Regions from separate parts of the Mus musculus genome. Here region 1 is linked to region 2. The links are chromatin loops, found by intact Hi-C in ENCODE. Cell type or tissue: gastrocnemius. All regions are shown on one strand. Links, peaks and the distances in the headings refer to the core of each region. The heading gives the core; the rest is flanking DNA. Region 1 holds the start of Vdac3 (voltage-dependent anion channel 3). Region 2 holds the start of Gm46036 (a long non-coding RNA gene).

The links. Peaks named below come from ENCODE experiments on the same cell type or tissue, not always from the same donor. Only the 100,000 strongest peaks of a DNase experiment are listed, where the experiment ranks them.
Region 1: a loop joins it to region 2, with 2.0 times the contacts of the local background. A loop is called at or near these places in 2 of 42 quality-filtered maps.

Annotation. Positions count from the first base shown.
Region 1 is chr8:22,584,113-22,600,257 of GRCm38, reverse strand. Vdac3 (voltage-dependent anion channel 3) reads left to right here and starts at 6,445. Exons shown (of 9, transcript NM_011696.2): 1 at 6,445-6,574; 2 at 11,464-11,532; 3 at 12,656-12,705. The coding sequence starts at 11,466. Gm30086 (a long non-coding RNA gene) reads right to left here and starts at 3,937. Exons shown (of 5, transcript XR_870239.2): 1 at 2,900-3,937; 2 at 2,277-2,388. In gastrocnemius, for the core only: no CTCF peak of the experiment used is centred there; DNase peaks (open chromatin) are centred at 5,839, 6,318, 6,400 and 6,749; H3K4me3 peaks cover 2,500 bases; H3K27ac peaks cover 2,500 bases.
Region 2 is chr8:22,851,283-22,867,427 of GRCm38, reverse strand. Gm46036 (a long non-coding RNA gene) reads left to right here and starts at 6,989. Exons shown (of 3, transcript XR_001778526.2): 1 at 6,989-7,174. It overlaps Kat6a (K(lysine) acetyltransferase 6A), which reads right to left and starts at 7,882. Exons shown (of 18, transcript NM_001081149.2): 1 at 7,796-7,882; 2 at 5,826-5,911; 3 at 4,627-5,540. The coding sequence starts at 5,226. In gastrocnemius, for the core only: no CTCF peak of the experiment used is centred there; a DNase peak (open chromatin) is centred at 9,231; H3K4me3 peaks cover 933 bases; H3K27ac peaks cover 839 bases.

The DNA.
Region 1 (16,145 bases), core at 5,411-7,910, 260 kb after region 2:
AGATCTAAATTAATAAAATTAGAGGCAAAAGTGGGGATATCACTGAGAAAATAGACACTGAGAAAATCGGGAGAATCATAAGGACAGACATACTTTTACAAATCCGTACTTCACCAAAGTGGAAAACATCAGAGAAATGGATCCATTTCTTGGTATATAGGACAATACCAAGGTAAAATCAGATAAACAACTTAAACAAACCCTTAGCACTTAGTAAAACAGAAGCTGTAATTAAGTCTCCTAACCAGGAAAAGCCCAGGGACAGTCAGAGTCAGTGAGGAGTTCTACTAGACCTTCAGAGAATTAATGCCAGTAATCCTAAAATTATCCCACAAAAATAGAAACTAAGAAACATTACTTAATTCTTTTTATGAGGCCACAATTGTCCTGCTACCTAGAGAAAGAAAGAAAGAAAAGAAAACCTAAAAACCAGTTCCTCAATGAATCTAGAAGCAAAAATTCTGAATAATTAGAGAACTAGAGACTCATCATCCCCAGGCTGCAGTTTCACTACCAAGCAGCTACAGTAACAAAAATAGCATGGTGTCAGCATCGACTGGCCAGGGGGATAGAATATAGACCCTGGCAGAAGGCCACATACACATGAATACCTGGTTTTTTTCAAAGAAGCCAAAAATACACACTGGTAAAAAAGCAGCATCTTCAACAAATGATGCTGGTCAAACTGGATGACTGCATGTAGAAAAATGCAAATATTTCCATATTTATCACCCTGCACAAAACTGCACACTTAAATGCATCATGGACGTCAACATTAGGCTGAATACAGTGAATCTGACAGAAGAGAAAGTGGTGACTAGTCTTGAATTCCTTGACACGGTAGATGACTTTTTGAACAGAGCACCAATAGCACAGGCACTATAACTGAAAAACTTCTGCATGGCAAAGGACACCAGACTGTTAGTGTCCTATTACTGGAAAGACCATGACCACAGCAAGTCTTATAAAAGAAAACATTTGACTGGGGCTGGCTTATAGGTTCAGAGGTTTAGTCCATTATTGTCATGGTGGGAAGCATGGTAGGGCACAGGCAGACATAGTGTTACAGAAGGAGCTGAGAGTTCTACATCTGGACCAGCAGGAAGAGATATCCTGGGCCTGGATTGAACATGTTGAAACCTCAAGGTCCACCCCCAGTGGCACACTTCCTCCAGTAAGGCCACACAGTCAGTGTCCTAATCCTTTCAAATAGTGCCACTACCTATGAGCCTTGCGGGGGGGGGGGGGGGTGGGGGGGGTGGCATTTTCATTTAAACCACTAGGGCCTCATTCAGACAAAGAAGGAAACTACAGAATGGGAAATGATTTATTTTACCAACTAAATATCCTATGGAGTGCTAATATCCAAAATAAAAAATAACCCAATTGGGTACCCCCAAAATGGGGCACAAGACTAAACAAGGAGATCTTAAAAGATGAAACACAAACAGATGAGAAATACTTAAAAATCTCCAGCATCCTTAGTCGTCAGGGAGATGTAAATCAAAACGACCTTGAGATTTTATCTTATACCACTCAGAAGCATGAAGATCAATGAAACAAATGACAGCTCCTGCTGGCCAGGGTCCAAGGAAAGGGGAACACTCCTCCATTGCTGCTGGGAGTGCAAACTTGCAGCCACTACAGAAATCAGTGTGGGAGTTCTTCAGGATGTTGGGGATAGATCTACCTCAAGATCCAGCTATACCATGCTTAGCCATATACCCAAAGGACTCTACATCAGACGATAGAGACATTTACCCCTCCACATTCATTGCTGCTCTACTCATAATATCCAGAAATTGGAAATGGCCTGGATTTCCATCAAAAGATAATGAAAACTTGAAACATTTATGCAATGGGATATTATTGTTATTAAAAATGGAACTATTAAACTTGCAGGTAAATGGATAGAGCAAGAAAAAAAAAATCATCCCGAGTGAGGAAACCCACACCCATAAAGATAAATACTCTCTGTATTCTCTTACATGTGGATGTTAGCTTTTAAACCTTCAGTAGGTCTGCTACTATCAATATAACCACTGAGATTAGGCACAGAATAAGACACAAGTGGGGAGGGGGGGGGAGATCTCCAGGAAAGGGGAAATAGACTATATAGTTAGAGACAGATAAAAAGGGTATTTAGCTGAGAAGGAGCAGGGAAAACAGGGAAACATACTGGAGTAGAAGCTCTTAAAATATACACACATATGAAAGAAATCTAGATGGATCACCAAAAATACTGAGGAGACAAAGCCCAACTAGGCATCTCTTACCTTCAAGTGGAACCTCTAGTGCCAGGAATAGGTTATAGCTAATTGAACTGTTGGACAAAGGGACCCCCATGGAAGCCATCAGAGAACTCAGGATATTGGTTGTCTCTGCAAACTGAGATTAAGGGCCTATTACTGAAGACAAAGCATACGTTATCTCATTAAACACGCAGTCAAGATGGTGCTGGACTAGACCCTTCATCCCTATGACTGGTTTTCATGGTACTGGAAAGTACCCTGCTTGCTACCCGAGGAGAAAGGTAACCACCAACCCTGTTACGAACCCTGTCACCTATAAAGGTGACATATCTACAAGATGTGCTGGTGCAATCGTGGTGCAAAAGTGAAGTGGAACCTTCTAGATTCCTTGGGAAGTTAGTTATGTTAAATGATGTTTGGCTGGGGCACACAGGTGAAAGGATGCATTAGTGAAGCAGACACAGATGAAAGTGAAGAGACACAGGAAACCTGCATCAAATCCTATACTTTCCCGACCCTTCGCAGAGCCAGAGCAGTTAGCACTCCCTCCCTCTGACGACTCCCCCCACCCCCGGTGTGTGTGGGGGGCAAATGCCAGCCTTGGGAACAGATGAAAAGCAGCATAACCTAATCTCCATGTAACTCACATCTCCTTTTGATTAACAACCAACATTCCTCTGGGTGCAGATGGCTCCTGCCCTTGAAGGAAGCAGAAGCCAATATCCTTGAAATGATAAAGGCCCACTTCTTGGACTATGGGAGAGAGACAATGAGGTGTTCCCAGGCAGATCTGACCACTTTGTAACCATACACCAGCTTCTGACAGCACACTAAGTTACTTTTCCCTGCTCAGAAAGGTCCCTCTCCAGCTGCGCGGCTCTGCTCCGCTCTCTGAACAAACGCTATCAGGTTTGAAGGATGGCATTCCTTTACCCTCTCATGGAGTGAAGGCCAAGGCTTGGAAAACCTGTTTTTTTCCTTTATAAACCCCCTTCGCTTAGACCTGGGGGTTCACTCTCCTTCCTGTTCCATCAGGAAGGTTGGTGGCCCAAGCTGGAGCTTGAATCAAGACCCTCATGTGACAACATCGGGTTGTGATTCCTGGTGGTCTCTTTGGGGTTTTTACAATCTGGGCACAACAAAAGGATGTTCTGATACAGCAAACACGTGGAAGGATGCTTGATGAAGGAGTATAAATATGACCCCACAGTGGGAGACAGGCACTGAGCATTGGTTTGATTTGCTCCGCCTCGCTGTTCTTTACTAACAACACACATGTATTGGTTTGTCTTATATTGTGTTGAGCTCAAATTGTGGCAACGCTGCCATAGAGAGAAATTTGTCCAAGGAGTGCTCGTGAAGTTCCTTTGGCAATTTGCCATTTCAGCAGCTTTGTCTTGGGCTGGTTGGAGAGTCTCGCGGTTTCTTCAGGATTGAATTACAGTTGCTGGTTTGTACTTGATGTCTGCCTGCAAAAGGACTGGACTGTAGTTGCTAGTCCATGTGTGTTATCTGCCTGCCTAGAGGGCTGGTCTGCAGCGGCTGAGTCATATTTGATGTTTGCTAGAGGACTGAACTGCTGAGAAAGATCAAGCCTGCCCCCAAAGAATTAATGCTGAACAGGTCCACTTCTCCCATATCCTAATATCTTTTCTCTTCCATTACCTCTGCTGGGTGGCAGGCCAGAGGAGAGGTTGAACCCTTATTAAAAGTAGGTTGCAAAGAAAATGTATGCCTACACAAAAGTTGTGGGAGTAACCAACCACTGTCTGATTGGATTTAAAACCTACCTCATGAGTCTGACATGCCTCACACTGCTTTGGTGGCCAAGAACCTGAGACTAGATAGGCCATGGATCTAGGAGAAAAACCAAACTCTACTGTTCTAAAAAAAGGAATTTAGGTATAAAATGAGTCCTAACAATATTCTGCTATATCCGTTGTTTTTAAAACAAAATCCCAAACGTTCAATTTACCACATGAAGACTTAGAAGCCAGAAAGCTCTGGTGAAAGCCCACTAGCTCAGAGAAGCAGAGAAAGCAGCTGACTTTCCTACTCCTCTGACATCCTGGAAGAAAAAAGCTTTCTCCTTTTCTATGCTGTCTTAAATACTACTTAACTCAAAGACCGTCCTTTTGCTCACTTTCTCTCAGTCGGTTGCTTGCTCTACCTCTTGACCTGCCGGTGACTTTATTTAGCTTGTGTTTACAGAAAGCTCTGGGTGTGCTATGGTTGAGCCACACCAGAATAAGGGTTTTCCAGTGCACAGTCCTGGGGTTCTAAATGTGAGCAAATATCCTGCAACAACTCATGGATCAGTGCCTCTTTCAGTCATCATCAGAGAAGCTTCCCCCTGCAGTGGATGGGAACTAACACAGAGACTCACAACTGGACAATGTTCAGAGGGTGAGAGACCTGGGAACACTCAGTCCTAAATGGGATGTCTCCATCAAATTTCTCCCCTCAGGGCTCAGGCAACTGGAAGAGAAGTGGAAAGATTGTAAGAACCAGAGGGGTTGGGGGATGATACCAAGGAAACAGTGTCTTCTAGACACAACAGGGCTGAGTTGTGTAAGTGATGGTAGAGAAACTACTGAACTACAGGGTCAAGTCAGGTGGTGCTTCCAAGTGGACACAAGCTTCCATCCGTAACAGGAAACTATCTCTAATTGGCATCCACTTGCAAAGAAAACAAAATGGTTTTCTTCAATGGAGTCTCCATGCCCAGCCATAGAGGGACAACACAAAATGAACTCAATGATTCTGACTTTGGGCCTTTTGTTTTGTTTTACTTGTGTTTTGTGTGTATGTTATGGACTCTGTGTTTATGTGTCTACTCTCCTCGTACTTCCTCTTTATTATTTTTCTTTTTTTAAGTTCTGGTTTGTTTGACTATTTGTATTCTAAAGAGAGAAATAAAGAAGGCATGGAGTCAGGTGGTTGGGGGAATCTGGGAGGAGCTGGGGGTGGGGAAACATGACCGGGATATAGTGTATGAAAAATTATTTTCAATAAAAAGAGTTAGCGGTAGAAACATCAACAAATATTTCCAAAAAGGCCATTTGTACATAACCAAGGCACAGTACCCTCAGATTCTACGTTGCTCTAGTACTAGTGTACTAGTGTAGTTTACTCAAATCTCCTCAGTTGCTTGGTTGTGTTCAATAGCCCTTTTGTTTTATCCACAGTCCAACTGAGACTCACAAAAACACTTTAGCATTACATCTTTTTGTTCTTAAACCCTTTTCTTCATCTTTCATGACATTGAAGATTGAGCAGTTGCTTCGCAGAACGTCCCTTAATTTGGATTTGCTTTCTCGCCCATAGACAAATTACATGCTTTGTTAAGAATACTGACTCGTGGGCTGGAGAGATGGCTCAGCCGTTAAAGGCTAGGTTCACAACCAAGAATATAAGAATATCGACTTGTGTCCCTTTCTGTGAATGACAGGGCACCTGAAGTTAGCTTTAGTCACTTGGTGAAGGCGATTTTCTGGCTGTGAAGGTCCTTTCCTCTTCAGTAAATAATCCGCGGAGTGAGTGAGTCCTGGGAACCATCGGGATCTCCTTAACCGTTTGCTGGGGAATCGGTTGTCACTAAGGTGGCTCTAAAGCAGTGGTGTGTTCCTTGCACAATTCCTGCGACATTGATTTCTCTTCTAAGAAGAGCTCTCTCTCCATCCTCTCTCTCTCTTGAATTAACTTGCATGCTCTAGAAGCCCGCAGTCGCCTAACCTCTAGGGCCTGGGTTTTCTCTCATCGTTCCAACTGAGAAGACTCACATTTTAAAATTACAGTTGACCTGGGACGAAGTTCCCATAAAGACCTGCAAGTCATCCACCATAGAGAGGGTGGCAGGGTCTGGGAGCGACACTCTGGCTGGCAGCTCGCGTCCGCAGAGCCCGCCCTGGGTCTCTGCTGGCGCCCTGCCCGCCCGCGCCCCTTCAGGGGACAGTAGCTACGGCTTTGGCACATTCTCGCGAGAGCCGCGCCTCCCGGCCCAGCAAAGGTCCTCAAAGGCCTTTCGGCCATTTCCACACCACCCCGCGCCGGTCACCCGCCAGCAGGGCCCCCACTGCGCCCGCGCACTCGCCCGCGCACGCGCAGCCGGACAGTTGGCCTAGGCGCCCGCCGCGGGGCCCCTTGCACGTCTGGTCTGAGGCGCGGCGCCGCGCCGCGCGCACTCGCGCTGGGGGACGACGGGCGCGCAGGCGCACAGGCGCGGCGGGGGAGCGAGGTCGCGCAGGCGCAGACGGCGTTGGTTCGAGAAGACCTTCAGCGTTGCCTTGGTGGAGCGGGACGGGCCCACCCTCGGGTTGTAGGTGAGGCGACCGCTGCCGCGGGCCGGGTGGGCGGATGGCCGGCGGGCCTGAGGAGCCGGCCGAGGCCACGGAGGAGGAGCTGAGGGGCGCCGACCTAGGGCGAGGCGAGGCAGGGGAGACTCCGCTGCCCGGACCCTGTTGGTCGCCTGAGGGCGGGAGTCGCCGCCCTGGGCCGGCCGCGACCTTCCGCCGCACCCGGCGTGCGCACTGGCGGTCTGCCCGGGGCCAGGCTGGAAGGCGGGCGGTTTCTAGAGAGGACGAGTCCCGGAACCCCAAACCTACACCCGACCCTGTCCTCACCCCGCTGTCTGGTGTGTCCAGCACTTGTCAGGCGTGTCTTGCACTCCCGACGGCCGAAGGGTGGATGCTCTTCATGCATCTTAAAAAGCAGAAACAAGGAACAAAAGAGAAGCTGTCTCCTCTAGTTAGTGCCTTTTGTCGTCCTCTCAGGCTCTAATGCAGCCTCAGGGCATGGTGCATAGCTGTCTTGTAGCGCTAAGATGATTGTGAGGTTGTAGCTTGACTCTCGAGTAACATGGAGTCCGGGTTTTCTCGATTTTTTTGCTTGATCATACCAGCAGTGCATTTCCCATTAGAATCATGGGTCCGAGTAAGGGACAGTTTGGGCATGAACGACTTCAGTTATCCACTTGACTTTTGCAAAGTGATGATTTTTGAGAAACAGTGGATCAAAAACGCTAAACGCAGCTTGTAAATAGCACTTAGACATTTCGACCACCTTGGTTTATTTTCTCCCTGATCAGTATGAAAACCTAAAACTGTATAAACGTTTCTGTCTGAATACGTAAGACCTGTGTTTCCTCCCTCCTAGAATGATGGCAAAAGATTTACATTACTACCGGGACTGTAAAATTACCCTGCTAGTGGACTCCAAACTCTGTAACATAGAGCAGAATTTTATTATAGATTGATGTAGAACATCAATACCACTCATTTGCCTTGACTCCTTAACTTTTCCTTTTGATTGATGCCTTGGATAAAACCCGTGGCATCAATTATAGATCCTCTTCTATGTAAGATAAGTGCTTTACCCATACGCCATCCCCATTTCTCTATAAATTTTGGGTGTGTGTGTGAACTTGTTTATGTGGTGTATGTACACGTTTGTGTGCACATCCGTATGCATGTGGAGTCCAGTGGTTGATGTTGGGTATAGGTCTCCTCACTGAACTGAGAAGTCTTCCTGTCTCCGCACTTTCCCTACCCCAGTGCTGTGTGGGTCCTCATATGCAGTTCCTCATGCTTGTGTGACAGACACTTTGCCAATTGAGCCATCTCCTTTGCCCCGACTTTATATATGTTTTTTTTGTATGCTCTTTCCTCTTAACTTTATATCATAGTGTGTGCATGTGACAGGTACAAATTTTCAATGACTTTCCAGTTAGGACATAAGTCTTGCTGAATATGGTGGCACACAGCTATAATCCTAGCTCCCCGGAAGCTAAGGACTATCATATGTTGAGAGAGGTCAACCTTGCTACACAGTAAGTTTGAGGTGAGCCTGGGCTATAAACCAAGGCCCTGTTTATTTATAGGCAAAAGCCTAGCAGGAATTGGATTAAGAGTTGGACTGACTGAGTATAAATATACAGGGTAGTTATTTAAATGATTTGCAAAGTGTCCATAGTTCAGGCATAGTGATCGTAACTGGAAGATGTGTTCAACCTGTTGATCTGACACAACTTCATCTACAAAGTTCATGGTCAACAACTTTGTCATCTATTAAGGTCACGCAGTCAGGCTTTTTTTTTTAATTTTTATTTTTATTCAGAGTCTCATTATGTAGCACCTCTAGCTTGCTTCAGATGTACAAATTGTGTCTGCCTCTGCCTCTGAGTGCTGGGGTTGAAGTCACGTTTCCCCATATCCACCCTGTGTTTTGTTTGTCTTTATTCATGTATATATTTCATGTGTGTTGCACACTTGCGCTTGTGCACGCTTTTGCTTCTTCTGCCCCTGTGTGCCGGTCAGAGGATGACTTAGGGGAGTTGGTTCAACCAACCATGTGTTCTGGCATCAGAATCAGGTTGTTAGGTTTGGTGATTTGTACCTCGTTGAGCTATCTTAGCCCCAAATTAGAGAGTTAGTTTGATGTGTTTAGATGCCTGCATGCCACTGGCTGTGTCAGAGGACAACTTGTGGGAGTTGGTTCTCTCCTTCCACCCAGTGTGTCTGAGGGACAGAACTCAGGTCCTGAGTCTTGGCAGTTAGTGCCTTAATTCCACCTCACTAGCCTCAAATCTCCTGTTTACTTTTTTGTAGATAGAGTCACATTCATAGGTATCCTTGGCTGCATGTGGCCCCCAGGTGGGAGTGCCTGGAAGCTGACTGGTACTTTGGAATTTTCTGGTGTCATAAAATCCCACTAATGGAATTATTTGAGGTAGTTGAGTGATTGCTTAGACTTGGCTTTTGAGTCTTTAACAGGAAGACAATAGAAATTGCTGCAGGGATCTGTGTTCACCGAGAATTCAGCATACTGGCTTTCTACAGAAATTGGGTAAATAATGAGTAGGAAAGATAGAAAGCACCTTGGTTTTCAAAGGTTTTAATTTCAAAGTTCACACCTATTTTTGGTAAGCAGGTTATTGCAGATAGATTCTATTCCATTTCTGGCTAGTAGTAAAAGTATAACATGGGAAGAAAAGAAAAGAAAACATGGGAAGAAAAGAAAGATTATTCTTGAATAGTATATTTCATTTAGTAGGTTTTAAAAATCTTTATTTATTATATTGTGTGTTTGTATGTATGTCAGCTGTGTGCAGATCCTTGCTGAGTGTGTCAAATCCCCTAGAGTTGGAGTTACAGGTGGTTATGGGCTGCCTGACACGTGCTCTTAATTGCTCAGCCACCACTTCAGCTTTCGTAGGTTGTTTGTTTCTTCATTTGTGTTTTGAGATAGGATCTTGGAACCCAGACTGATCATGGATTTGATATCCTTCTACTGTAGTCTGTTGAGACACCTGGTTCAGTCTCTTGAAGCCTTTTATTTTATTTTAAATTTTGAGACAGGGTCTGGCTAAGTTGTTCTGATTGGTCTGGAACTCTCTATGTAGACAAGGCTGGCCTCACGCTGCCCTTCTCTGCCTCCTGAGTGCTGAGAGTAAAGGCATGTACCACCACCACACCCAGCTTCAAAGCTCTTACATTTTATTTCTTTTTAATTTTTTGTAATTTTGTGTGTATGGGCGTTATGCCCAAATGCATGTCTATGTGCCATGTGTGTGGTGCCTATAGAGACCAGAAAAGGTCATTATAGCGCTTGGAACTAGAGTTAAAGATGATGTGAGAGGCCATGTTGACACCCTTTGGAAGTGTAAGATCCCTGAAACTGGGGAGACCTCCGCTCAATTCCCAGGATGAGCTGGCCGGCACCCCAATAACTCAAGAGAAAACCACACCTGTTGCAAAACTGCAAGAGGCTTTATTGTCAGCTAGCTGAACTCCTTTCGCCGTGCAGGACAGGGGAGTTTGACCCCGAGCGGTAACTCTAGGGGGATTTTAAAGGAAAAAGTGAGGAATTGAGAGGAGTTGGGAAGAGTTGGCTACAGCTCTTTTTTGGTGGGTGTCCTTGGTAAAATTACAAGGCATGAGGAGTGGGGAGTGAGTTCTAGCTCTTCTTTGTAAAGTTTATCTCCGTGTCCTTGGCACAGGAAGCCAGACAAGCGCCTGGTTAGGTCTTTTTACAATTATCACATCTCTGGTTGTAAGGTATAGAAACAAAAAGGCTTTTTGCTGGCTATAGAGAACAAAGAGCTTCTTTCTGGCTGTATTTTTAGAGATCAGGGAAAACAAGCTTGGGGGAACGTTTAGGGGCTTTACCTTTCAGGGAGAAACGCTTTAAGTCGGGGTCTCACAGAAGAACAGCCAGCGCTCTTCACTATTGAACTCTCTCCAGTCCCAGTGAAGCTTTTCTGGTGTGGCTGTGGTATGGGGATTGAGCCTGGGGCCTCTGTGTGCTAGGCAAAGGTTCTACTACTACCAGTGTTCTCAGTTCTCTTTAATCTGTTATTCTTGCCTTTGGATCAGTCTCATTAAGTTGCCCAGGCATGGGCTCATTCTGAGGTCCTCTTGCATCAGCCTCTTTAGCTAGGATTGCAGGCTTGAACCATCAGGTCTTATTTTAGGGACTGAATTTCAGAGTAGCAAAATATTAAAGCCCTGAAGGCCTTTAACCCTCCCTCCTCCCAGTCCCCACAACCTCCCTTTTGGAGAGTTTCCCTAAGTTGCCTAGACTGGCCTTGAGTTTGTTACGTTGTGCTTCAGTAGCTGTGCAGAGATTATAGGCACACACCGGGGTACTTTTTTCCTGTGGGGTGTGGTATTGGGATTGAAGCTAGATTCTCACACCTCAACCCTGAGGACTTAATTGCATGTTTTCACAGTTCCATAAAATGTTTCTTTTGTGGTCCAGGGAATAGCTCAGTTGCTAAAGTACACAATCCGAGGATCTGAGTTTGACCTTCAAAACCCATTTGAAAAGGCCAAGCATAGTAGTGTGAACGGGAATCCCATACCTTGGAGCTCTCGGACCCTGTTTCAAAAAAATGTAAAGGGCACCCGAGGAATAAGACACATGCATGTGTGCCTGCACAAGTGTGTACCTGTCACACACACACAGTGAAAAAGAAAACTCAGTGTAACAAAACCTGTGAGATGCTTGCCTTTGAAGTGCAATAAAAATGATAAACTCTGGATCTCAAGAGTAAACTCTTATTTTCTAGTTTTAGGACAACTCCATCTTTGAATTTTGATTGCATTAAGGTATAGTGTTAGCGGTGCAAAGGAAAAAAAAAATCTCGGGATGAAAGAGTGGAAGAGTTAGGAGTGAACATGCTAAATGGTTAATCTTTGTTTTCATTTTCAAGCTATGTGTAACACACCAACTTATTGCGACCTAGGAAAGGCTGCCAAGGATGTCTTTAACAAAGGGTATGGTAAGTACACAATGGTAAATTTTATGTCCAGTCAGGGTTTGTGGTGAATTCTGAGGATTCAGCTGCATGCTTTTACAGATCCTTAAAATGTTTGCTTTGTAGGCTGGGGAATAGCTCAGTTGGTGAAATGTGCAAGATATGTTCTGTTAGTAAAGTAAGGGAAAGTGACCATTAATGTACATCACAGGCATTAAGGGCTGTTACTAGCCTCTTACCTCTCATTCCTTAGGCTCCTTTGCAACATTAAGAGAGCAGTTGTTATACATAACACACATATATAGGCATATCTAATATATGTAATATGAAGTAGCATCCACATATAATATTTATGCCTCATTTTACTAGTTCTGGTTATGATTAAAGTGCTTATCCCCTCTCTGTATAATGTTTTGTTTTTTGTTTTTTGTTTTTCTTTATTTTTTCTTGAGACAGGGTCTCACTATGTAGCCCTGGCTGACCTGAACTTGCTCTGTAGACCAGGCTGGCCTGTAATACACAGAGATCCACTTGCCTCTGCCTTCTGAGTACTGGGATTAAAGGTGTGTGATACCATTCCCAGCCTGTACAATGCTTTTTAATATACTGATTTTTAATGACAGTAGAAATGTCATCTTTTTATTTCTTTGGTAACAATATGTTATCTTTATTACAATTAGAAAATGTTCTAGGTTTTAAAATATTAAATTTTTGATTTTTCTGTGCTGTATACTTTTTTCTTACTACTAATGTTCATTATATTTTTACCTTGTATACACATATACATACACAAATGTACATATACACGTGCAAGTACATATATATATATATATATATATATATATATATATATATATATACACACACACAACACATAGATATGCGAGTCATTTTAGATTTTAGAATAGTGCATTTTTTTTCTTTCTGTCTTTTTTTACACTTTAGAGGTGTGAGTTTATTCATTTTTAGGGCATTTAGCATTAAACTTTTGTCATAATTCAATTTCTTTTCAACTTCTTGTCTGATGAGAATACCATGTGTTTTCCATATGGGATGTGTAATGTATTACTTGCATAGTTTTTAAGTTGAAAAAACTGGAGCAAAAGTTACATTTTGTACATATTACTTTGTTTTTGAATGTTTCTAGGGTTTGGCATGGTCAAGATAGATCTGAAAACCAAGTCTTGTAGTGGAGTGGTGAGTACCTAATATATTTCTAATGGTTAAGGCATGTTAACTTACGGGACGTGGTTTAAAATAATTGTCTCCTGTTGTATAAACCAGCATGCTCTTGACACCGCTGCCTGCCCTATAGCAGTGCCCTTCTCGGGCTCACTGGGCTGTAAAGCCAGGAGACGGTTAGGCTGAATTTGGCAGCTGGATTCCTTGTCTTCATAAGAGTACCAGGCATCTCACTGTTAGATGATACAGGATGTATATTTTTGACTCCTGTCACATATATATAAACTTTCATGAATGTGTATGAGTACTGAAACCTTTACTTTCATTATAATGGTCTATACAAGTTTTATAAAAATAAATTAATTTTAATATCTTTTTCACTATTGATTTATACAAAATATAGAAATATAATTTATATATGTATATATACACACATATATACAAGATTATTTTATATTTCTAAAAGTGAACTAATTTATTTATGTGTATGGGCATTTTGCCTAGATGTATGTCTGAACCTGGTGTGTGTGTGCTTGGTGCCCAAGAAAACCAAAAAAGGCTGTCAGACCACTTGGAACTGGAGTTTCAGTTGTGAGTCACCTTGTGATTGCTGGGAATCAAACCCTAGTCCTTCAGAAGACCTTGTTTTTATGTGGGTTTTTTGTTGCTTTTTAAGAAGATGATGATGATGATTGGAGACAGGGTTTCTCTATGTATCCCTGGCTGTCCTGGAATTTGCTCTGTAGACCAGTCTGGCCTTGAACTCACAGAGATCTGCCTCTGCCTCTTGAGTGCTGGGATTAAATGTTTACACTACCACCAAGCTCAGTTTTATGCTTTTTAACTGATTCTCTTCCAATCTTTTTTACTGGAAGTTAAGATGTTGACATATTTTTCTTTTTTTTTTTTTTTTTTTTTTTTTAAAGATAATTTATTAATATGTAAGTACACTGTAGCTGTCTTCAGACACTCCAGAAGAGGAAATCAGATCTTGTTGTGGATGGTTGTGAGCCACCATGTGGTTGCTGGGATTTGAACTCTGGACCTTTGGAAGAGCAGTCGGGTGCTCTTACCCACTGAGCCATCTCACCAGCCCCGACATATTTTTCAAAGCATCATTAGGCAGACATTCAGTAAACCTCAGCAAGTAGATTAACTTTGTCTTCTGGTTCCGTATTGACCCTAGGGCCTTATGCATGCAGGGCAGGCACTCCACCAGTGAACTGCACCCTAGCCCCCAGCCCTATTTTTCCTTTTTAATCTGACACAAGGTCTTACTAAGGTGCCAGTGTTTTCTTTGAACCTACCCTGTATCCCAGATAGGCTTGAACCTGCTATGCTCCTGCCTCAGCCCTCTAAGTAATTGGATGATAGGCCTGTGTCACTAGGCCTAATAGGCTAACTTCTTCCTCTTCCTCCTTCTTTTCCCCGTTTTTTTTTTTTTTTTTTTTTTTTTTTTTTTTTTTTTTGGTGCTGGCTACCCAGGGCCTTGTGCATGCTAGACAAGCCCTTCAGCACTGACTCTCACACAGGGAAACTTTTAATTTACTGTAGTCTCTGATTTACAGGCCACATCTTTATTCAGACCCATATAGTTTTATTTGTGAATATAGTATTTAATTAGAAGATAAAAGGTGTGTGCGTTTTGTGTGATACTTTGCATTTTACTCTGCACAGCTGTGGTTTGTCTCTTTGTCTATCAGAAGTGAATTTATGTGTGTGGCCTGCCGTTCCAAGGAGGCTAACGTATATATGGTTCTGTTGAAATAGGAAAACTGTACACATTTTAGAATTTTCACAAGTTACAGTAGTGTTGGAAAAGTCAACTGTACCTTTCTCTCTTCCTTTCATGCTGCTGTGGTGCCGGTGTGCATTCAGATGGTGAGGAAAAAGCCTGCCTGTGTGCTTGTTCCGGGGCTGCTTTTGTCTCTATTAACCTAGGATTAACTTTGTCTTTTGTTGTACATTTTTTATGTTTTACAGTGATCTTTGTCTGTGTTGCTTACAAACATTAAACACATAGCTGAAGATGCCATTTTCATGTTGTAAATGTATTTTATACTTACTTTACTTAATTGTCAAATTAGACCCAAACTGAGGCAATGTCTGCACTTCAGCTTAGAACAGTGGTAGCCTTCTCTTTGAATTTGTGTGTCTGGTGCTTTAGATTCTTGATAAGAGCGTCCGACTTTAAAGAGACAGAGGAAAGACATAGAATAACACCAAAGTAGTTACATTTACTGTATTTGCCATTATTGGAAAGCAAATATAAAAACTATAATATTAGACAATTAGACTTATTATTAAAAGCAAACAGTTTTCACATTAAGGAATTGACCTGAGCCATTAAACGTGGCTTATGCTGTATCGTTTTTCTTAATGCCTTGCCCTAAGTGGACAGCATGGTTTTTATTTTGGAAGCTTTTTGTGTAGTGTTACAGGTCGTACATAGTCTGCCACAGTTTCATCTGTGCAGAACTAGGTTAGGGCTAAAGGGAGGATTCCTGTTGCCCTCAGTGAAACAGAGCTGCTTAGGAAGGGTACCCTTCCATCGCTGCTGGCCAGATTTCAGAAATGCTCCTTGAAAACAGGGTCAGGCAGACATTTCCTTCTGGGCAGTCACAGATTGTCAGTGACAGGTATTGACTGTTTGTGTCCCCTAGAAAGAAGGTCTTTTCCCAACTGCTAATTGTCACATGATGGAAGGGACACTGAAGTTGGGAGGAAGCTACACTTACAGCATTCAGAGCGGTTATCTGATACTTTAGAGGGTAGGCCTGATGGAGGAGGAGGAAAAAGGCAATTAAAAATTCTGTTTTATTGTGAAAATAGGTGTCGTTTGAAAATGTTTATGGTGAAAGTTTTACAGATAGTTTTGTGGTTGAAGCATTCATGCTTGACAACACTCTAAATATACTTGAGTGCTATGTCAGTATGTAATTGAAAAGGATCGCGTTTATGTTGAGTGTATATTTTCACAGTGTTTTTTCTTTTCTAGTTCTGGGATGGAACCCAGGTCCTTGAGCACACTAGGCTAGCACTTTACCATTAAGCTACTTCACATGCCCATAAAAATACATTTTTAAAAACAGCATTTGGGGCTGGAGAGATGGCTCAGCAGTTGAAAGCATTTGCTGTACTCACAGAGGACCCAGGTTTGGTTCCTAGCACCACATACAGTTTACACCTGCCTGGGTCCAATTCACTTTCTGGTCTTGATGGGCACCAGGCATACACATAGTATACATACATATATACAGACATTCATATAGACACATAAAATAAAACTAAATCAATCATAACTAAAGCAATAGACTGATGATATAGCTCGGTGATAGAGCTGTGGGCAGGACCTTAGGTTCCATCCCTAGCACACCCCACCTCTACCCCTCAGGCCATCCCACCTCACCTCCACCCCACCCCCACACTCCTACCCCTGGTTACAGAGTACTACA
Region 2 (16,145 bases), core at 8,188-10,687:
AGTATTTCTTTAAAAAAATGTAAGGGAGCTGGAGATGGCTTAGTGGTAAAAGCTACTTCCAGAGGACTGGAATGGTTCCAGGGCCACATCAGGCTGCTCACATCAGCCTCTAACTCCAATGCCCTCTTCTGGCCTTATCAGGTGTATGCACAAACACAGAGACAAATATTAAAATAAGTCCCTTTTTAAATTAAAATGCACTCACTATACTGGCCCCTTGGCAAATGGATAAGATCATATTGAGGGAGGTAATCCAGACCTAGAAAGACAAACCTCACATAATAACTCTATTTGTGCTTCCTACTTGCAAGTTTTCAGATGTGAGTATAACCTGGCGTAAATGTGGAAACCAGGAAATTAATTATAAATGGACAATAGGCAGGGAAGAGCAACAGAGAGAGGAATAGCAAGGTATGAGTAAGTGATCAGATTGGGGGAAACGAATGTCGGTGAGACACTAATTAAGGAGGGAAGTAAATATGAAGGAAAGAGGGAGGGGCTAAAATAAAAGTAAGGACTGCCTGAAAAGTCATAAGCATATTATTATCTAGCAAGCTAAAATTACATAAGAATATCTAAGTATGTATATACATATGCATATACAATTTAAATGAAATCCTCCCAGATGGGCTGACAATACTCCCTTGAGCTTTAGACAACAATTCTAACATCAGACGTGAGAAGCCCTGATTTGTTGTTGATCCAGAGCTGTCCAGACAGAGAACTCTTTCCTGATGTCTCTGCTTGCCTCTCAGAGGTGGAAGTGCATCCTATGCTAAAGAAGCCGTGATCCTCAGACACCGCACCCAGAGGATCTGAGCTGGATCAGACTAGCGGCCTCCTTCCTGAAGACTAGCCTTCTTATCAGAAGGCACCTCCAGAGGAAGGAAACAACCAACAGTCCTACCAGCTAGAGCACCTATGTCCCACCACAATGGCCAGCATGGCACAGTAACCCTAAGGGTGCGGTAGGATGCACACCGGACAGTAACCAACAGCTCTCTAGGTACACTTAAGACCAGCTCAACAAGCGAGAAATAATTCCTGGGAGTGGAAACCTCGCCAACACCTAGGGCCAGTGAAGTCATGGATCTTGGAAGAGAAACTTACAACCATCACTTTACTATACCAGCATAATCCCTAATTATAGCCTAAATATTTCTCCTCAGACCCATAGTAAGTATTCTTCTCACTCCTCATCAAAGAAACTTCTATTTGCAACAGAAACTAGTGCAGAAAACCACAACTGATCAAAATTCAGAGTTGTAAAGGCCAGTCCCAACCAGCAGCCCTGCATCATACACCCTGCACCTAAGATTCAGGGATGGTTGCAGAGAACCAGAGGAAAGATTTTAAGAGCCAAGGGAACAGGAAGCTTTCTGTGAACCCGAGTCTCCTAGAAACATCAGAGACTACACCCATGAAGTCTTATCAACATGTCTGTTTAAATAAGACCTGAACTATGAAAACACCAATGGACATGCTAACACAGTCGGGGGAGCTTGAGGGGCCTCAACCCTAAACAAAAAACTGCAGACAACTAAAGAATACTAGACAGGGAGAAACGGTCTTCTACAGGAATAGTCCCCTAACTGGTTCTCCAATACCAAGCTGAGACCATATACATACAGTAGCATTATAAAGACTGAGCAGGTTGTATTTATGCATTTAAGAATACATATATACATATATGTGTATGTATACGTAACAAGTAAAGAAAAGAGGGCATAAATTTGAGAGACTAAGGGAAGTGCATGGGAGTTTTTTAAAGGAGAAAAGGGAAGGGGGAAATTTGTGTAACTATAATTTTTAAAAATTATTACAAAAAAACTAAATATTTCACCAGTGAATTATACCACTGCCAGGCACGGTGGTACATGCCTCTAATGCCAGTATTGGGAGACGAGGCAGGAGGATTTCTACACAGCTGAGCCCAATCTGGGCCACCTGTAAACGCTAGGTTTCAACACTCTCCCACAAGAAAGCAAAAGTATTGTTACTTTCTAATTGTTTCTAAACAACAACAACAAAAAAAATGTAGTTTAATGGGATGCTAATAAATACAAGGAAGGATGACGAGATGACTCAGCTATTAAGAGTTCTTCCACAGGACCCAAGTTCAGTTCCCAGCACCCACTTCATGCAGCCCACAACCATCTATATTACACTAGCTCTGAAGGATCTAACAGCCTCTTCTGGCCTCATTGGTCACACACACACACAGAGTCGACAGAGAGAGAGAGAGAGAGAGAGAGAGAGAGAGAGAGAGAGAGAGAGAGAGAGAGAGAGAGAGAGAGAGTGTAAAATACAGGGAACTCCTTATGGAGAGCAAGGAGGTAAATGCACAAGATGTGAGGAGCAGAGGGATAGCAGGATACAAGTGATCTGACAGGGAAAATGGAAAGGAGCTGTGCTCTTTAGGGATGAGGGAGAAAAGTGTACACAGGAGGAAGAGCAAGGTGGGTAAAATAAGGTGGCTAAGGATATCTGCAGAAGCCACAGAGAATCATACTATTAACTATACACACACACACACACACACACACACACACACACACACACACACACAAAAACCACCTTATAATACATACAATTCTGTGTATAAACACACATCTCACATGGACTGATAGTATCCCCTCTAATAACCTATCAGACCACCCAATGAAAACCTCAATTCCAGAAAAGAGACCCTCTCTCTTTTGACTCCCAAAACACACAGCACACTGCTGTTTCCCTTGTTGCTTCCCAGAGGCAGAAGGTAAGTGCCTACTCCTAAAGAGACCATGGACTTCAGAAACAGAACCCAGAGGACCCCGAGCTGGACCTGCCCTGAATGCCCCTTCCCTGAGGACTGGCTTTCATGGTATCAGAAGGAAATGTGTAAGCTTCCAAAGGAGGGGGGCACCCAACAGTCTTCTTTCTCTGATGCCGAGGAACCCCATCAAGGACTGCCACGACATAAGCTTCAGGGGGCAGCAGTAGCACACATGCCTTGATGGTAACCAACAGCTCCTTTGGACTTGACATCTGCTCATCAAGAGGGATCCATCCCATGTCTGGTACTAGAAACCTAACTACTCAGTGCTAGTGAAGTCATGGTTACTGGAGAAGAAACTGTAACTACTAATTTACTAAATCCCTAACAACAGTCTATTAACATTTGTCCTTATACCACAGGTTAAGTATAATCTTCACCCCTCATCTTTGCAACAACCGGAGATCACTACATAAAGCCATAGCCAATCAAAATGCAGAGTTGTGGACTCTAGTCCCAATGAATACATTTACAAAACTGAACAAGGATAGCACCAATGTATATGCCAACTAGACAGAGAAAAGTCCACAAGGCCTCTAGCCTACACAAAGAACTATAGGCAAATGAAGAAAATTAGGAATCAGAGAGGTGGCCTTCCTCAGGGAAGAGCATACCAATCAGCTGTCCAACAGCCAAATGGTCAGCCCTGAAAACATACACACAAGTAACACTTAAGGACTGGATAGGTTATCTTTAGGGATATACATGTATATTATGCAATATAATATGTACATATGTATTTATGCATGCAATAACAATTGGTGAAAAAAATAAGTCATGAATTTGAAGGAGATTGGGAAGGGATATATGGGAGGGTCTGGAGGGAGTAAAGGGAAGGGAGAAATGTAATTATATTATGGTATCAAAAAAAGTTAAACAAATACCAAAAGTCTTTGCCCAGAAGTACCTTCTATGATATATACACTAGGTATACAAGAAATTAACAGCATTCTATTGATGTGAAAGAACAGTCACACACAAAATACTCCATCCCCCAGGATTCTCCTAAAGGCTGAGATGTACTGCTGCTATGCCTTCAAGTTCGTAAAATGACAATACACAAAACAGAGCAAGGGACATGTCTATGTACAAAACAACCCAGAACTTTTTATAATACAGGATACTGTATTCCTAACCCATAGAACTACTGCTGTCACAAATAACATTTAGGATTCCCTTCTATTCAAAGGCACACGAGGTGTGGTGGCACACACCTGTAATTCCAGCGCTCCTCGCTCAGAGGCAGAGGCAAGAAGATGATAGTAAGGTTTTAGGCCAGCCTGGACTTTTTTAAAGCAAGACCCTGTGTCTCAAAAAAATAAAAAATAAAAAACAAAAAGATACAAATCAAAATATAACACATGATAGGAAGCTGTTTAAAACACAGAATTGGGAATGACTGATTTGCTAGCCCCTACTATGGATCACAAGAATCTGCCTCATTCCTGTGTAATGATAGACTAAAACAAAACAGAAAAAAAAAAAGAAAAACTCCGTAGAGTAAGTCACTTCTTTCAGAGTCAAGTCTCCAGCATTTCTAAGTTCATCAAGTTGCAACAGTAAGGTACTATAGAACCTTCAATCTAAAGTTTGCATGCTAAGCTAAATGCGTTCTTGTAGTTGTCAACACTCTATACTCTGAACAGAAAGCTTCAAAGACTTTAAAGTACTACAACTATTAAAACCTATTCAGTTTTCACAGCTAGAGCTCCCAAAAGCCCCCAAGCTTTGACTGTGTACATAACTTCCCAGGACCGTGAACGTGACTCCTATGCTACTGCCCTGTGAACACTGGTGCTAACGTTCCTTACCTTGTCTTTCTCGTGTGGAAGCAGTGACACGGGAGGTAAACACGAGAGCGACTCACAGCCCTCTTTCCCTTCAGCACTGGCTGCCTTAGTGTTGAGGCGGTAGAGGGGTCCATCTTTGAGGAGTCGGCCATGACCAACAGCACGCTTGATGGCCAATCGTAGCTGCTGGTGAAACCCAGGGGCAGCACTACCTCCACAGGCAGCAGATACATCCTTCTGGCTTTTCAAAAAACGTTCGATACTTTTCAAAGTTGAGCCACCAGTCTCTGCCAAGCCCTCAAATGCCCGCTTGAGTAATTTATTCCAATCCACACTTTGCTTAGTATCCAATTTTCCATGGTTCCGAGGTTTAGGAAGTGCTATTCGCCCAGGATTATCAGGATCTTTGTAGGAATTGAGACCTTTGTTTGAGACCTTTAAAATCGTCCCGTCTTTGACGCTCAGCTCCAGCTGCTCTAGCACAGTCCTGCGGTCCAGCCCATGGGATGAGGACACGGCATTGCAGATCCTTTCCTCTGAAGGTCGCTGTTTCTGCTTCTTGACTTTTTTGATGGCCTCCAAAATCCACTCCGTGTACAGCGGGTTAGCGAGTTTTACCATGGTGAAGGATTCTGTATATCCATAGAGTCGTTATCCCTTATCCTGATGCTGAGTAAGTCTTACACCATGGAAAACAGGATTCTCGGAGGATGGGAACCAGTTAACCATAGCATACAAGATTTCTGGCCTGAGTCTTCCCTCCTTTCACAAAATAGATTTACAGCCTACTTTTACCTCAGAAATCAAAACGCCTGGTTTTTCTGTCGTATCTTCAAAATCCTCACTATCACAACGCATTGGTGTCTACTCCACACACACTCCTGGGTTCCACACATCTCATTCCCGGCTTCAAGCAGAAAGTGAGTATCTTAAGCCTGAGAAGAAATTAAAATAATGTCAGTTTTCTATCAAGGCCTGCTCTGTGAATAAGTTATCAAATGAAACCTCCTAGTCGCGTCTTAAAGCAGTGTGTTTAACAACACTCTCAAGAGCTTAAATACAGCACTATCAATACAGTCAACTGGAAACCACGGGAATAAAAACAGAAGGAGAAGAAGCTGAGTAGTTAAAGTAAAATGAGGAACTAAAGATGTCTACAAACGACCTCAGCCGTAACTAACCGGAGGAGTGCTAGTTAGTCCTCCGCAATCTGTGCTCACCAGTCTAGGGGGTCAACTCGTCCTCCACATTGTCCCCAAGAAACTATTCAGCACTTCAACAAGTATCTGGATTAGTAGGAAGAATCCTGCAACAAAAGCAAAAGTGGATCAGCTTTCAAAATTCCAGTGGATAGGAAACAGACAGTAAGCTCTGCAGAAACCACTAACAGCAATCTGATCAGTTCCTACACGAAAGAAAATAAACCTGCTTCACACACCACAATACGGAGAGTAATGCAAACGAAAACAGCTTAGTGTCAAAGTGTGTAAGGAATTTCATTCAAACTTTCACCAATACCCATACACTGAAGGAAATGACAACTGTCAAACATAATCTACAGATAAACTAGAAATAAGAAAGGCCTAGAATCATTTGGATCAAATGCAGATACATGTAAAATCGTACAATACAGAAAACAAGTAACTGCCTATGATCTGATAAAAATGTAAATTTGAGATTGCTATCTCAGAATGTACATTAGTCAATAAAACAAAAACAAATATACTACTACCTCTGAACTTGTTCCTCCAAAACTAAGTGTAACTTTGAACTTCTCATGTTTTGGAGCACGTGTACAATATAAACACAGCAAAAAAGGGGCGGGGGCACCCCTTCAGCAACTATTCCCAACAGTGTGCAGGCAAACGGGAGACTAATACATGAGGAATGAAATAGTACTAGTAAGAAAAAAAGCATTAGCACCCGGGGCCAAAATGTATTTCAAAATTAGCTAACTAAAAGAAGTACCCCCCTCCCCAGGAGGGGTGCTTCATATTAGTGGAGGTTTTACGAGGACAAACATCAGAATTATTACCCAAGGGATGTTTCTGATATAGACACTAACTTTAAAGTAACCAGGACTAAGACCTAAGAAGGTGGGAACACCCTATGTGGCTGAGTTTTCAGGTGAAAAAGAATGAATGACAGTCACACATTGTCTTTCCGGCCGGAAGTTTCCCCAATCTGCGAGTCTGCACAAACCAACGCTCTGAAGATCTGAACCCTAACTCTCAGAAAGTACACTCGCGAGCTAGAAAGAAAGACCAGCCGGGCTCGCAAAGCCCTTCCCGCTCTCTCTCCCAACCCAAAACACATCTGCGCGCGCCCTCGATTTAAAGCCCAAGGAACTTTAAAAAAAACTTGAAGCGGCAGAGCCCCGCAGTTTGCCAGCGGACCGCTTCGCCGGTCCCATTCTATGGAAACACAGCCCGGAGAGTAAGTTAACAATGAAATCACGTGGAGTTAGGAGCATAGTAAGCTCTAGCCCCAGCTCCTCCGAGCTCTTCGCTCCAAGGGGTCGGCTCAGAAGAGCAGCAAGGGGGACACCGGCTGTGACGGAGCCTGACAGGTAGGGCAGGTCCGGCCCAAAGTCGCGGAGCTCTTGACAGGCAAGCCCGCCGCCACCCGTCCCGGCTAGGGGCTGACAGTCCGACAGACACAACACCACACGTGCTGCCTGCTCCAGACCACTGCACCCACCAGGCTGTCACCCTGCACCGCTCAACCCCGCTCGGATCTCCGCGCACTCCGCACAGCCCGGAGTGCGCGCCCGCCCGGCGCCGGGAGCGGCGGGAGCGGCGGGCGGGCGGGCGGACGGACGGCGGGCGCGCCCCCGAGGGAGAGCGGGCGAGCCCGCACAGCAGCCCCAGGCTCCGCGGCCTGGCTGCTCGGCGCCAGGGAGCCCCGGCTCCCGGAGTGGGCCGCCGGCGGAGCTAGGGCGGCGGCGGCGGCGGGCCCGTCGGCGCGAGCCCGGAGGGCGGGCGCGGGCCGGGCCGCGGAGTCGGACGCGAGGGGGCGGCCGCGGCGCCCAGCCCGAGGCCTGGCGCAGAGCAGCGGGGAGGCGGCGCAGGCCGCGGCGGGGCCTGCAAGCGGCCCGCCGTCCCCGCGAGGCGCCGAAGCAGACTCCGGGGCGGCCTAGCCTCGGGCTCGGCAGCTGGGAGCGACCGGGGGCGGCCCCTCGGCTCCTTACCTGGGGGGAAGACAGCCGGGATCCCGGGGGCCCGGGCCGGACCGCGGAGATGCCCCAAACTGACACGGCCGCCATCTTGGAGACAGTGAGCTCCGACTGGGGGGAGGGGAGGCCAAGCGGCGGAACAGCCGCGGGGGGAGGGGAGCGTCGCGAGGGAACGGCTGCCTGGGGAGGGAGCGGGAACAGCCTGCGCGGGCGGGCGGGAGGGAGGGAGCGGAGGAGCGCGGGAGGGGGGCGGCCGGTAGCTGGAAGAGCCGGCTCGTCGCCGGGAAGGGCCGGAGGGCGGGGCCACGGGGGGCGGGGTGGAGGGAGCCGCTGGGCGGGTCACGTGGGGCGGGTACAAAAGGCCGAAGCCCGGGTGGAAGCGGGAGTTGGCCGGGCTGGAGGCCAACAGCTGGGGGCGTCCCCTCCTCCTTTCTCACGCGCAGCGATCGGGCAGAATGGCGAGGCCACAGGCGGAAGGTGCACCCGGATTATACAGCCCGGGAAACTTGGAGCGGGCGGGCGGGCGGGCGGGCGGGCGGGCGGGCGCTTGGGTGGGGCGGCTTCGGCGCGACGCCGAAACCTCGGAGCTAGGAAGCTCGGAGCTCCCGGCGCGCGGCGTCCGCCCGGGTTCCCAGGCCCTTGTTAGCGCCCGGGGGCGTGCACCCGCGGCTGCCTTGCAGGGTCGGGGACACACACACACACACACACACACAGTGGCTTCGGGAGCTCCGTGGCTGGGCGGGGGAACGCGGGTGGCAGGAGTTCCTTCTTTTGCCTTCGCCTTTCTGCTCACTCTGCACTCCAGCTGCTCATCCCCCCGTGGTTCAAAGAATAGTCTGGCTAGAAAGGGGAGAGGGCACGAAGTTGGACACTCCTTGTCAGCCAACAAGATGCCCACCTAGGGCACTTGACTGACCCCCCTGCCCGCAAGTCACTAAACCTTGGAAACATGTTTATAAGAAACACCACCCACCGAGCTCGGTTTCTAGGACTTGGACAAGGTCACACAGCTATTATGGCACGGTTGCTTGTGGAACCTGGGTCTTTCTCTTCTTTTCCTACCCTGTGCAGTTTGATGGCTGAACCGCAGAGACTCTTGGCTAGGGCAAGCCTCTCCGCTACTGGCTACCTGTTTCTTTGTCTTTGGTCCACTAGAAACTCTTGAGATTGAGTCCCACACACACATACCCCTTCCCTGGAAAGACGTTAAAGCTCAACAGCTTGAGACTTGTATTGCTGCTACCCTTGCACTTGGTTTATGTCCCCTTCCTAGACTGTTAACCCCCCGCCACCTCATTTTATCATAGCTTTACCAAAAAGGAAAAAAACACCTGCTAGTCGCTGCCATAACTTTGATATTACTTTGTTGGTTTTGTGCTTTATTCACTTTACAGTTCAGGTGTAGTCGTAATGCTTTTAGTATATTCCCAGGTTAATGTTCTTCGACAGTGCCATTTGGCATCCCAGCATCTAACCAACATGATGCCAAGGGCTCAAAACAGCGCTTATAGTGAATAAGCATTTGTAAGCGTCTGAGAAATAAGTTTACACCTCACCTCATGTCCTGTCTCCAAACCTCATTCCCTGCTTTCAGATCTGAGTAGCCCTCCTCCACCCTAATTCTTGCCCAGACGACTATGCACACTAGACTGTTGAAACTATTCCATATTAATACTAGCCTGGGAAACTCACGCAAAGGGCCTGCAGTGCCCTATACTGATGTTGATAACAAGCAGTTGTGGAGAGGTTTATTGGATCACCCAAAACCACTTCTCTACAAACCCCAAATTGTATTCCATTACTAGTGGAAGAGAAATTTGAAGACAGGAGGATGACCAAGATCAAGACTCAGTGGACTCCCCATCTCAAGGGAATATGGTAGACAATGTTACGGCAAAGACACATAGTATCATCCACAGGCCTCCAAGAATGGACACACGCATGCACGCACGCACCTGTTTGCTTGTTTGTTTGTTTGTTTTAGATATACATTACTAAAGGGCATACTCAGAGATCTTTATAAGTTTTGCAGCAAAAAAAATCAGTTTTGCAAGTCCACCTGCTGTCCGAAATGGCAGAATTTAGTGTAACTCTGGAGTTGGGGGGGGGGGGTGTTGTTTGTTGATCTTTGAGACAATTCAGACAGCTGAAGATTATTTCCTCTGTCAATCAAAAAAGCTACAGTCCTCATCTTAAAGGGAATAAAAGAGTTTATTCTGGGTCCATTCTAAGTGACTGTGACCCAGGACATAATTTCCTTATTATAACTTGATTGAAACTAACAGTATTATTTTATCACTTAGAAATTCACCAGGTAGAATGTTAAATATCACAGACAATTTTAAAAATCTAATGACAGGAGTATTTAAGAAACCAAAGGTGAAAGCAATGTGCAGTTACTGGGGGCACTCAGGTGTCAGTCAGTTAGACAAGCATCATCCAGCACCTTCAAGTCCTCCTGAATGTGCTCCCAGAAGAGGTGAGCACGTTGGCAGCCTTGGGTTTCCCATCCTGAGAGTGAGCTGGGAGTACCTGACTGCAGTCCTGATCTTTTCATCAGAATGGAGGCTTTGATGTGGTGCCTCTTTTCCTTCTTAGTTGACGAAACCACCTGGTTTTCTTTATCCTTCAGTGAAGACTCTGTGATTCTAATTTTAGTGTCAACGTTAAAAATGCTTTACAAGATATGCTACTTGTTTATCTCATAGACCAAACTGGATGAACAGATTTAAACATTTGTCCATTAAAGCAACTTTCACAATCACTATTTAATTTAGTAGGAATATTCTAAGTAGGTATAACACTCCAAAAAGAATTGTTTGGTATAGTTAATATAATGGATGACTGACTATCTAAAAAGAAAAGGTTTGCACTTAGATCTTAAAATTGTGATATTTAATATTTCTACCTTACCTTGTATATTATGTATGTTGTGTACATATATATATGTGTGTTCCAAAAAAAAAAAAAAAACAACCCACCTCTAGTGTTTTTTCAATTAACTCTGAACTCTATCTACTCTAGCTAGAGATACCCAAAGATTTATGTCAATCCTTTCTGTCCAAAAATTATACCAAAAGCATCAATCTCTAATTACATTTTTGGTGTTTTATACCTTAAGTACTAATGCTTCAAGTATTTAAAATGTCCTATAAAACAGCTAACCAGGATTTAAAAATTAATTGAACCATATTTGGATTTTACTAGTTAAAAATGGAGACATAGTACTACAGTGTCTCCTTCCAAAGTTCATTTTTCAAGAATTTAAATATAAGTGAGATAGCTCATAGAGTACAAAGAACTATAAATGTGAGGGGAAACATAGTCAATCTAATTTTAAATTATGCAAATTTTTGGTATTTTAGCCACATGTGTCCATCATCTGCCTTGGATCCATCAGGCCACACCGTGTCCTTGATGACTTAAGTTTAGATTAGTAGCACTGCCACGTGGCATATGCAGATAAAGAGGGTACAAGAAAAATAACTCATATCTGGATCATGATGGCTAATAGTTTTGATATGGTCTGGGGCTCCTTAATGGCTTTACCAGCCAGCCATCTGTCCTGAAAACTGCAACCGTTCCCCGTCTATATCAGATCTTACGACTGAGCCTTCCTAGCTAGGAAAGACCTTATAATATTTAATAAACAACATGCAGTCCACTCACACAATGTGATCCTGGGTGAGCAGAAAATTGTGACTGAGAACTGGAAAGAAGCTGTGCCTGCAGAGACTGATTGAGTGAAGTGCAGAACACTGGAGAGACGGGAATGTTACAGTGCTAGAGGCTAATAAGTACCTAAGCCAGAGCTAGCCGGAGCTAGCCGGAGCTCTGGGACAGCCATCCCCAGCCTACCTCTGTATCAGAGCTAATATCCTTCTAATAGTAGGTAAAACCCTTTTGTAATTTGTTAACAGGGCTGCTAGCTTCCATTAGCACAAAAGCTGAGGATGTCACCAGATAGCAACTCAGACCTATAGAAAGTTTTTCCCAATCTTGCTGCCACTGCCTCTGTGATACACCCATCAATGTATTTAAGACTTTCCTTGATTTATGACATTCTTTGTTCTATAAAACTTCACCAAACTGCTTCCATGTTGGAACTAGAAATTTGGGGTAACCCAAAACTGTATTTCTAGACCATAATCACTCAGAATGGCTCCAGAATTAACTCTTACATTAGGTTGAGAGCTGTGGCCTTGCATTGACAGTAGCATATCTCCGAACATCCCCTCCTCTTTGGAAACCTTTTCCCCAAGTTGTGTGTGTGTGTGTGTGTGTGTGTGTGTGTGTGTGTGTGTGTGTGTGTGTAGAATATATGTATTCCTGCAATATTGCTTGTCTGTGCTAGCCAGGGGAAAATATGTTTTGGGTTGGTTCTGAGTGATACTTTAGGGATTGGCTTTCCCAGCTCTGAGCCTAAAATCACCACCCTCTCCCACTGGGCCTCAGGGTTATCCTTGCTTGTTTATCAGAATGTAAGTGTGCTTAAGACTCCAGGTGACCAGTCAGTCCCTTACATGTCTCCTCAGGAGAGCCAGTAAAGTCCATTCTAACCCGGGTGTGGGGGGTGTTTGTGGGGTTCTCTATCATGCCCGAGTCCAGTGCATGTGGTGGGCTGTTCCCCTGATAATTTTTGGGTGGGAGGGAACAGGTGTCCATTGGAGTCTTTTATGATCAAGTGCTCATAAAATTCCTAAGCTCTGGGCTCATCAGTGTCACAAGAGAAGCATCGGGGGAACTGCAGAATTAGGCATTTGAAGGGGGGTGTCAGGGAACAAAGGCCAAATGATAATAAGTCAAAATATTTCAAAGACAAACAGAAACCAAAATGCCTTCAAAGTTTCGAAAAGCATAAACTAAATTGCCTTTTGAGATCTGAAATCAAACAGAACCCGAACTAAATGTCTAGAGCTTAAAATTCTTTCAAAGCAAACAAAACAGATGCCTAAAATGAAATACTTGAAAGCAGACCAAATAGGTAGCTATCAAGTTAGGATCCTTAATTAGACATCTCAGAATAAACAAATGGACCAGCAACCATACAGGGGGAGGTCCAGAGCCTAGAAAAGAACTCCCCTGCAATCCACCTATGGAAGTAACAGGTGGCCTGGACTCAGTGGGTCCATGCAGGTACCTGGCTGCCACTCAGGTGACTCACCCAGTGAAAACTGGATGGATCTCTGAGGTCCATTTTGTGGCTCCACAATTGTCAATAAAAAGAGCACAGCTCTCATCTTGAATAAGAGTTAGTTTATTCTGGAGCTATTCTGAGTGACCACAGCCTGGAAACACAGACTCAGGTTACCCCAAATTCCATGTTCCAACATGGAGGCAGTTTGACGAAGTTTTATAGTGTTACAGAACAAAGAAAGTCATAAATGAAGGCAGGTCTGAAATACGTTGATGGGTCCTTGAGAGAAGCAGTTAGAGCAAGATGGGAGAAGCTTCAATAGGCCTCAGATGCCATCTGATGACCGACCTTCTTAGCTTTTAGGTTAATGGATGCATTCTACCAAGTTAAGATTTCAAAAGATTTTGACCTGTTAGTCACAGGATGCTCTAGGCAAGGAATGGCTGTCCCCAGCCAAAGCTAGCTCAAGACAAGGTATTAGCCTTTGGCCAGCAATATTCCATTCTGCCCTTCCGAGGGTGGCACACAGTCCTAATGAGTCATCCAGTGCCCCCCACCCCCTGCCCCGAGTTGTTCTGCACACCTTCAATAACTTGCTCCAGAAGTCCCTGATTTTCAGCTATTCTTGGTAATCATGTTTTATGCATTCCAAGTCAGTTCAAAAGTCAGCGAAGTCTCGTTGTTTAAAACTTTATCCTGTTTTCACTGGAAATATTTTTAGTACATTTACATGCAATATAGTAACGGGTAAAGGTTAGACTTATACTTGGTATATTTGTATTTTGTTTTATTCCGATTCGTCCATCTTGTGTCTTTTGTTCTATCTTGACTTCTCTTGAGTTCATTATACTATTTTACTTATGGGAACAGAAACGATGGCTCAGCAGTTTAAGATCACTTCTTGCTCTCCCCAGGGACTAGATTCCCAGTCCTTGTCAACCCTAGCCTTTGTTGAGTGGTAGATGACTGCCTGTAACTCCAACGCCAGGGGATCCAACATCCTCTTCTGGACTCTGAGTGTTTTGAACACACGTGGCATACATTCACACAACCAGAAACACCCATGGATAAATAAAAGGGACAAACCATCTGGGAGCTCTCCCCCTGGGAGGTTGTTCCTCCCTCTATAATCATTCCATAGTCACTGCAGCTGTCTCAGATCAGGACCCCATACAATTGATTTTGCCCTTCTGTGTTAGTCTATTGGTGTCAACCTTGCTCAGATCACATTTAAGCAGCCATGTTGATGAAACTTACGGTTGTATCCTCTCAGACACCCCAAGGAGACACAGTTTCACATTTGGTACATTTACATGTGATACAGTAACTGGTCAAACTTAGACACACAGCAAACTTCCTGTCGTCCTACCTCTTAGAATCTTTCTACCCTTTCTGCTTTTGAAACCTCAAAGCCCAATCCCAGTGACACACATCCTCCTAATCCTCCCAACACTGTTCCAGCAGCTGGGCATCAAACATTAAAGTCTATGAGCCTTTGTATAAAATATATGTTTTCCTTTAAGACCCATGACCTCACTAGCCCTTGATTTGTTAGCTAGGTGTCCAGTACCAGGCTTAGTACCCTCTTGTTGGGTTGATCTTACAAAGCTGTTACCACAAAGGCGTGACTGTTACTTGTTGCATCCGTATGTACATAGTGCCATGCAGGACACTGCTATAGTTCATAGGCATAATAGCTCCATGGGACTATGGGTTGCTCGAAAGCTTACATGGTACCCTCTAGTACCATGAAAGCCAGTACTTGGGGAGAAGGCTTTGGGTCAGATCCTGCTCAGATCCTGTGGATCCTGTGTCCAAAGTGCATGGTACCTATAGCAATAAGGGTTTATTTTCTTCAACCTCTGGGAGTCAGGCACGGGAAACAGCAATAGGCCGTATATTTTAGGAACCTGGTGTACAGCCCTTTCCAACAACTGGAAAGGGGGCTTCTCATGCCTGGGAGTAGTGTATGGCTCTTGTCGTGAAGCATTGCCCGCCCAGATTTAAAATTGTATTTAAACTATATTTGTGCATAGTTATAAGGTGTGTTATATGTATGTACTGGATGGTTTTACGTGTCAACTTGACACAAGTCAGAGTCATCAAAGAGGAAGGAGCCTCAGTTGAGAAAATGCTTTTTCTCCCCTGGTAATCAATGTGGAGAGGGCCCAGCACATTGTGGGTGGTGCCATCCCCCGGCTGGTGATCCTGGGCTCTATAAGAAAGCAGGCTAGACAAGCCACGGGGAGCAAGCCAGTAAGCAGCATCCCTCCATGGCCTCTGCATCAGCTCCTGCCTCCAGGAATTCCTATCCTGACCTCCTCCAATGAGGGACCATGGATTTGGAAGCATAAGCCAAATAAACCCTTTCCTCCCCAACTCCCCAACTCACTTTTTGGTCATGGTGTTCTGTTGCAGTAATACAAACCCTGACTCAGATAATATAGTACACACACACACACACTATAACTATTGTGTGTAATTGCAAGTAAATAATAGCATGATTCCTGGTGACTTTTTCAGACAGCCTTACTGATCGCTTTCCCTCCTCGCTCTGTCTTCTGTAGGGAGCAGAGGAAACCCGGAGTGAGTGAGTGAGTGAGTGAGTGAGTGAGTGAGTGAGCGAGTGTGCTGCTGATACTTGCATGGTTTTGACAAGGACCCCACAGCCTCAGACAGATGGAGGAACAGCAACACCTTCCTCTGGTACCGATGTTGGCAGTTGGTAGTGTATGTAGGAATCGTCCACCATAGCTTTCTCCCCACTAGGTATGTGTGGCCTGAAGACAGCTCCTTCAGAGACTCTCCTACAGAGGCTGCTTCTACCAAGATAAGCTAAACCTGTCTCCTTGGTCCAGATCTACACCATAAACCCTGCCTCGTGTATCTGTGTGTATAACCCCTCTCTGTGAAACTCTGTAATAAACAGACTGAGCTCTGGAGTGCTGAAGGTTCCCCAGCCAAGAGCCCAGGCCACTTAACCCTAGATTTCCTGTATGTCGTGTGTCTTTCTTCGTTCCCTCAATGCTCCTGTCACATCTGTCCCCTGGAGCCATGCTTAACATAGCACTTTTCCATATTAAGCTCCCACCTCCCAATTTAAGCCTCCCTCGACATTTCCTACCATTGAGCTCTTCCTTTCTCTCTTGCCCCCCACGCACCCACCCACTGATGGTCCCTTCTTATTTCTATGGATCCCACTGTAGCCTTCTGAAAGCTCCTGCGGAC